Regions from separate parts of the Homo sapiens genome. Here region 1 is linked to region 2. Evidence: chromatin contacts called from ENCODE Hi-C or POLR2A ChIA-PET data. All regions are on one chromosome and are shown on one strand. Each heading gives the region's core, a stretch centred on a gene start or an enhancer-like site at or near the end of the contact. The rest is flanking DNA. Distances are from core to core; before and after follow the strand shown.

Region 1 (3,371 bases), core at 243-2,742, 660 kb after region 2:
GTCTCCCACCAACACCCATGCCCTCCGTACCTCACCTCCCCTTAGGGTTAACCAGCCGAGTTACTTCTCCAAGACATCCGGAGCCAGCTGATGAGATAACCTTTATGGCAGGATATAGGCCACCTTGCCTAAGGTCCTGCCACTGCTCTCTCTGAAACCTGTGTGTAGCTGCCACCACCTTCACCAGTGTCACTACCCCTGATTCAGGGTCTCTGGTGATTTCATCTCTCTGTTTCCCTGGGAGACTTGCCTGAGCCCTGGAGGCAAGAGAGGCTAGCACAGCAAACCAGCTCCACAGAGACTCCCAGGTGTTCAAGGTCTCAAATCTAGGAAGGCTGGATTAAAATGCATGATAAATATCTGCTCTGTGACTCTATGTGGAAATCAAAGAAGAAGCTGTATTTTTTTTTCTTTTTAGTCTGAGAAGAACAGAGATTTGGGACCTGACAGTATATGAACAGGAGAAGGAGTAAATCCTGACACACCCCACCACTCCAATTTTCCCAGCAAAAATCTTGGGCAGGGTGTGGACATCCACAGATTGTAGAATGAGGTGTTAAGCATACTCTGACCTACATCTCATGGAATAGATGGGTCCAGGTGCTGTAATCTGATCAACCCCCTTCCAGTAAGAAAATGCCTTAAAACTTCCCTTTGAAAATAAGAAAACTACCTAGATAGAAGAAATTATCCCAGCCATAGGGAACTAGGCAGCATATTCTGTTGCCTCTTATCAGAGTCTGGCCCTAACTGGCTGTGTGTCTGCAGGCAAGCCATTTAGCCTCTCTGGGCTTCTGTTCAATGAAGGGCTCTGGGGGATTTCTATCTATTATTTTGCACTCAGCATTCACAGTTTAGTCCATTCACTTCAGGGAAACTTTTTTCCTGTACTTTTTTGAGATATAATTTATACAAAGTGCACAATGTAGTGTACAGCTTGATGACTTTTTAGGCGCACACACACACACACACACACACACACACACACACACCCCTCATGTAACCACAACCCTGATCAAGATATGAAACATTTCCCACATCCAGAATGTGTCTTTGCGTTTCTTCCAGCCAATACCCCACACTCCAGGTTTAACCACGGTTCCGACCTCTATCACCATGGCTTCGTTTTGCCTGTTCTTGAACTTCATATAAAATAGAATCATACAGTGTACTTTTGAACGTCTGGTTTCTTTCATATATAACATGATACTTTGAGATCCATCCGTGTCATTTTAGGTAGATTTTAAAAACTGCAATTGAAAATTCTGGAATAGAAAATTATTCCTGGCTTTTAAAAATAGACATGCCATGTACAGGAAGGATGGGGAGATTTTCTAGGTCAGCAGAGGGTGCAGCGTTGTCTCCTCTGAGACCGGAGATCTTGATTCAAGCTGCAGAATGTGATTCTGTGGCTGATCCAAAGATTTTATGAACAGTGAGTAAGGCAAGGAGGAAGGGGAGAGGGGAAAGAGCGGGAAGGGAAGGGTGGGTGAGGAAGAAGGCAGGGGTGCTGGGGAGCTGCGGGAGCTTGCGCTTCCTTTTCTGGCATCTACTGTTCTCTCAGATCAAGTACAGTTGTGTAAACAGATCTGTGCCTGGAATGTAAGGAAGGAGGGAGGGGAGCCAAGTAAGTCAGAGACTGCTGGAAAACAGGAAGAACTTGCCTGAAATAGACTAGCTCGTGCCTTCAGGATGGGACTCCTGGAGAAGCCATCAGGCCTGTGAATCAGGCACAGCACAGTAGAAGCACTACCTGGCATTGTGCTGTCCAGGCCTGGGGTGGCACTGTCCCTGTCCGGGCCCCTGTACTAAGTAGTCGAGTATTAATGGGCTGGCAGAGCAACTAGCCAAGCAGAGGCCCCCGTGGCTTAGGGGCTCATCTTTACTCAGCGAGATGAGTGTGGGACTGGCGGGGACTGTCCCTTCCAGTCCCCACTCGTCTTCCCCTCCCACTCCACCCCCAGCCAGCTGCTCTCAGCATCAGGGTGTTGAAAACTTGCATCACACTACATGGAACGTTGTAATTGTGAAATAGTTCATGAGAGATGGAAGGTGGACTTTTACCTTTGAATCTTTGTTCATAAACAAATGGTGCTGTACCCAGTGGGAATTCCACACCATCTCCCAATGCATCCCATCAGTAACAGGTTTTTGCCTCTTTACCTGCGTTTCTCTTAACTGTGATTATTATTTTTTTGAGATAGGGTCTCACTCTGTCACCCAGGCTACAGTGCAATGGCATGATCTCAGCTCACTGTAACCTCTGCCTCCTGGGCTCAAGCAATACTCCTGCCTGAGCCTCCTAAGTAGCTAGGATGACAGGTATGTGCCAGCACGCCCCACTAATTTTTGTATTTTTTTTTGTAGAGACAGGGTTTCACCATGTTGTCCAGGGTGGTCTGAAACTCCTGGGCTCAAGCAATCCACCCGCCTCAGTCTCCCAAAGTGCTGGGATTACAGGCGTGAGTCACCATGCTTGGCCTAATTATTTTAATGAAGTATTAAAAAATTATTTTTTGCTCTGACGAAAGCTGATCTTGTATTCTCCCCCATTCTCTGTTCACTTTATTATTTCCTTACAGGCCTTAAGCAACTGGACACTTCTGTTTACATACTAACAAAGTCCATGGATTCAGGTACACTGAGGAATCAGTTGCTGCTGTTTCCATTAAGACTTTTGGCCTTGAAAAAATATCTTTTAAAAAAATAATTTAGACTTTTTTTTTTTTTTTTGAGACAGAGTCTCGCTCTGTCACCCTGGCTGGAGTGCAGTGGCCCAATCTCGGCTGGCTCACCACAACCTCTGCCTCTAGGTTCAAGCGATTCTCCTGCCCCAGCCTCCAGAGTAGCTGGGATTTCAGGCATCAGCCACCACGCCCACCTAATTTTTTGTGTGTATTTTAGTAGAGACGGGGTTTCACCATGTTGTCCAGGCTGGTCTCAAATTCCTGACCTCAAGTGATCTGCCCATCTCAGCCTCCCAAAGTGCTGGGATTACAGGCGTGAGTCACCACACTCGGCCGTAATTTAGACTTTTATTTTAGATTCAGGGGGCATATATGCAGGTTTGTTATATGAGTATACATGTGTGATGCTTAGACTTGGGGTACAATTGATCCCACCATCCAGGTACTGAGCATAGTACCCAATAGTTTTTCAACACTTGCTGCCTCAGTTTCTTCCCCAGTTTCTATTGTTGCCATTGTTTTGTCCATGAGTACCCAAAGTTTAGCTCCCACTTATGAGTGAGAACATGTGGTGTTTGGTTTTCTGTTCCTGTGTTAATTCACTGAGGATAATGGCTTCCAGCTGCATCCATGTCGCTGCAAAGGACACGTAAAATCTTATCTTTAAAAAAAAATGTCAGCTGG
Region 2 (3,170 bases), core at 656-3,155:
TACTTTTTATGTCATGGTTGGTGCTAACAGTTAAAGTCTTTAAACAGCCCCTAGAGTCCCCAGTGGAAGCTTCCTTGGGCCCTTGTTCAGGAAACTAGTAAGGGTTTAATTTGTTTTTCAATTAATGTCGTGGTTCTTATTGTTACTGAGTGTTGTGTCTCTGCAGTGACTCCCTGTGGGGCAGGACACAGGTCAGCCTGGCTTTCTACGGGCTTCAATTCTCATTTGCACTGTCGCACAGCACTGGGGCCCGAGTTTCCAGCCTCTGCAGGATCCACATGATCTTAGAAGAGGCCTTCTTGCCTGGAGCTGCCCCATCTAAAGTCACCATGCAGCCCTTCCAGCTGTTTTCCCTTACAGCTGCCAACAGGGCTGGGACTGTGTCAGCCTGGGCATTTTTCTTCCCTGTCATAGTGTGTCACAGTTGTTTTAAAGTTATATTAACCAGAGAAATGTAGTGGCAGTAAGAAACCATCTTACCAAAGGTCAGATTACCTCCTTGCCTTTTTAAAAAATGATTATTCCTTATCCTACATAACTTTCTTTTTTTTTTGAGACGGAGTCTCACTCTGTCACCCAGGCTGGAGTGCAGTGGCGTGATCTCAGCTCACTGCAAGCTCCATCTCCTGGGTTCAGGCCATTCTCCTGCCTCAGCCTCCCGAGTAGCTGGGACTACAGACGCCCGCCACTATGCCCGGCTAATTTTTTGTATTTTTAGTAGAGACAGCGTTTTACCATGTTAGCCTGGCTGGTCTCAAACTCCTGACCTCGTGATCCGCCCTCCTTAGCCTTGCAAAGTGCTGGGATTACAGGGGTGAGCCACCACACCTGGCATCCTACATATATTTCTAAACTATTTCCCATATGTCAGTCTCTTCAGTATTTCTTTATTATCAAAAACAAAGCAAACCAACATGATGAAACCCCATCTCTACTAAAAATACAAAAATTAGCCAGGTGTGGTGGTGCACGCCTGTAGTCTCAGCTACTTAGGAGGCTAAGGCAGAAGAATCTCTTGAACCTGGGAGGCAGAGGTTGCAGTGAGTCAAGATTGCACCACTGAACCACATTGGCCAGGCCGATTTCAAACTCCTGACCTCAAGTGATCCACCCACCTCAGCCTCCCAAAGTACTGGAATTACAGGTATAAGCCACCGCACCCAGCTTCTTTCTGTATTTTGAAATTCCACATATTTTTGTCCACTTTGCTTTTTAAAATAAAAGATTCTGCTCTCCTACATAAAAAACAAAACAAAACAAATAACTCCCCCCACATACACACACAAAAAAACCATGAGGGACACAGTCCCATCAACACACAAGGCACCTTTATTGCCATCCTCGGCACCTGGCCCAGTTGCGGCTGTGCCCTTTTTGACTGTCCGTCTAGAACACCAACTCTACAAGGGCAGAGGACCAGGTGCACCTCGGCTCACACCCTACGAATGCTCAGCTCGAGCCCAGTGCCTGGCACGCAAGGGCACCATGCACACTTGGTGAAATAACTGAATGAGTACAAATTCAGCAGGTAGAAGGGAAGAAAAGAGAAACTATCTATGGTGGTGGGAGAGTGGGGGCTGATGCAGGAGATGTATTTTTAAGGGGGATACCCACCATTTTCTTACTCTAACAATTTGACTGCATAACACTGCCCCACGTGCACAGCAAAAAGATCCCGTTACTGCCCATGATAGAACCTGTATGTCCCTGCTTCGTAAGTACTCTAAATACTCCTCTGCAGTTCAAGGTCAAACTGGAAAGTCAACACGAGTGTCTGGAACCAAGTCAATGTGAACAGGGGGTCAGAGGAACGTGCACAAGGCTTGAAGCTAGACTGGCTCACGCATGAGAAAGGAGTGCCTCCTGACCTGGCATGATGGTCTTCTTGCATTCCTGGCACTTGGATGAGTACTCGTTGGAATAGCAGTCTGTACAGAGCAGCTGGTCCTCCTTGGCAGCAAAGGGCTTGTCCACCAGTGAGTTTCTGCACTGCGAGCAGTGGAAACAGGCTTCATGCCAGTGCCGGTCCTTGTAAGACAAGTCCTGTGGGGCCAGACCACACAAGACAGTCAGAGGCAGGACAGGAGGGCTTGGACCCACAGCATAGGGGCCCCTTGCGAATCTGCAGGGCAAACAAGGAAAGAAGTTGGGCCGAGGCACCCTGGCGCACCCACATTCATGCCCCAGGACCACCTAACTGCTGAAATCAATTAAGACTAGGCTGCTTTTCTCTTGCTGCATTTTAGAGCAACAGGTTAGACAGATGTGCATGTATGCACATGTCTGTGTGTGAGAGATGCTTCTAAAAAACAAAGGGATTTCCCTTATGTATTGCCTGCAAGAAAGAGAAACAGAAAACATGAACACCTATCAATTCGTCTCACACCACATCCGGTGACAGAGAAACAGACTGCAGGACATCCTTGGCTGAGGGAGCCCTGCCCAACTCAGATCACTGTGGTCACCGGCATGGCAGAGAGGCTCTGGGTGTCGGGATGTTCACAGGAGGCCCAAGGACTGTTTGGTGGGAGACGGTCAGGAGAGACTGTGTGTGTGGGTGCTACCTCTGTGGGTGGCCGTGAGCTGGGGGAGGAAGGGAATTTCAGGCAGAGAAAGAGCACAGACACAGAAGATCTGGGGACGGGGGGCATGTCAGATTGGAGGGACCACAGGCCAGGGGCGAGGTGGGAGGGCCCCCCGGCCTGGCTGGACTGGAAGATATGGCTGCCTTTTTGCCTTTTATGTCTGTGTAGAGATTCCATTGATCCTGAAGGCAGTGGACAGCTGCTTTTCAACAGGAGAGTGAAGTGCTCAGACTGGGGGACGGGTAAGGATGTGGGAGTGGAGGGGCGTGAGGGTGGGAGAAGTGAGACAAAAACTGAGCACACATGAGAGAGGCCCTGAGAAGACAGACGTGTGCTTTTGAGTAAAAGATGAGGGAGAGAAAGGAGCCCCGCAGAAAACTCGACTCCACACTTGGCTTCATCTTGCCTGAGGAATAAGAGAACCCTCCATATTTGCCTTTTAAAAATGACATACGGCATTTTTAAAGTGCCAACACAAAATTAAAATAACAATCTCTTTATGCCCAGCTTTATCTTAGAAAGGATATGTTTCTATTGCTGTCTTTGTGTTCCCAGCTCTGACCCCAAATCATCATCCATTTATAC

Evidence for each region. Hi-C counts contacts between places; a loop is a spot of excess contacts on that map. ChIA-PET counts read pairs that join two places held with the same protein, here RNA polymerase II (POLR2A). Pooled maps may share reads with other maps.
Region 1: a map of sigmoid colon shows a loop between it and region 2 (2.5-fold over the local background). The contact joins two enhancer-like sites. A Hi-C loop is called at or near these places in 1 of 168 maps with a recorded cell type or tissue (sigmoid colon) and 1 of 50 pooled maps. POLR2A ChIA-PET finds 5 or more read pairs at or near these places in 1 of 52 experiments (BJ).

The regions. Positions count from the first base shown.
Region 1 is chr2:106,029,104-106,032,474 of GRCh38, forward strand. No RefSeq gene overlaps it. Among named protein-coding and RNA genes, the nearest start is that of ECRG4, 35 kb to the right of the region's middle. Within about 2 kb of position 1,493, at least 18 of the 41 ENCODE cell types and tissues checked have a DNase peak (open chromatin) inside an H3K27ac peak, as active enhancers do; they include sigmoid colon, where a contact is called at or near this core.
Region 2 is chr2:105,371,691-105,374,860 of GRCh38, forward strand. It overlaps FHL2 (four and a half LIM domains 2), which reads right to left. Exons shown (of 7, transcript NM_001318895.3): 4 at 1,869-2,043. It also overlaps a transcript of C2orf49 not described here. Among named protein-coding and RNA genes, the nearest start is that of FHL2, 26 kb to the right of the region's middle. RefSeq lists an enhancer at 2,205-2,484. Within about 2 kb of position 1,906, at least 21 of the 41 ENCODE cell types and tissues checked have a DNase peak (open chromatin) inside an H3K27ac peak, as active enhancers do; they include sigmoid colon, where a contact is called at or near this core.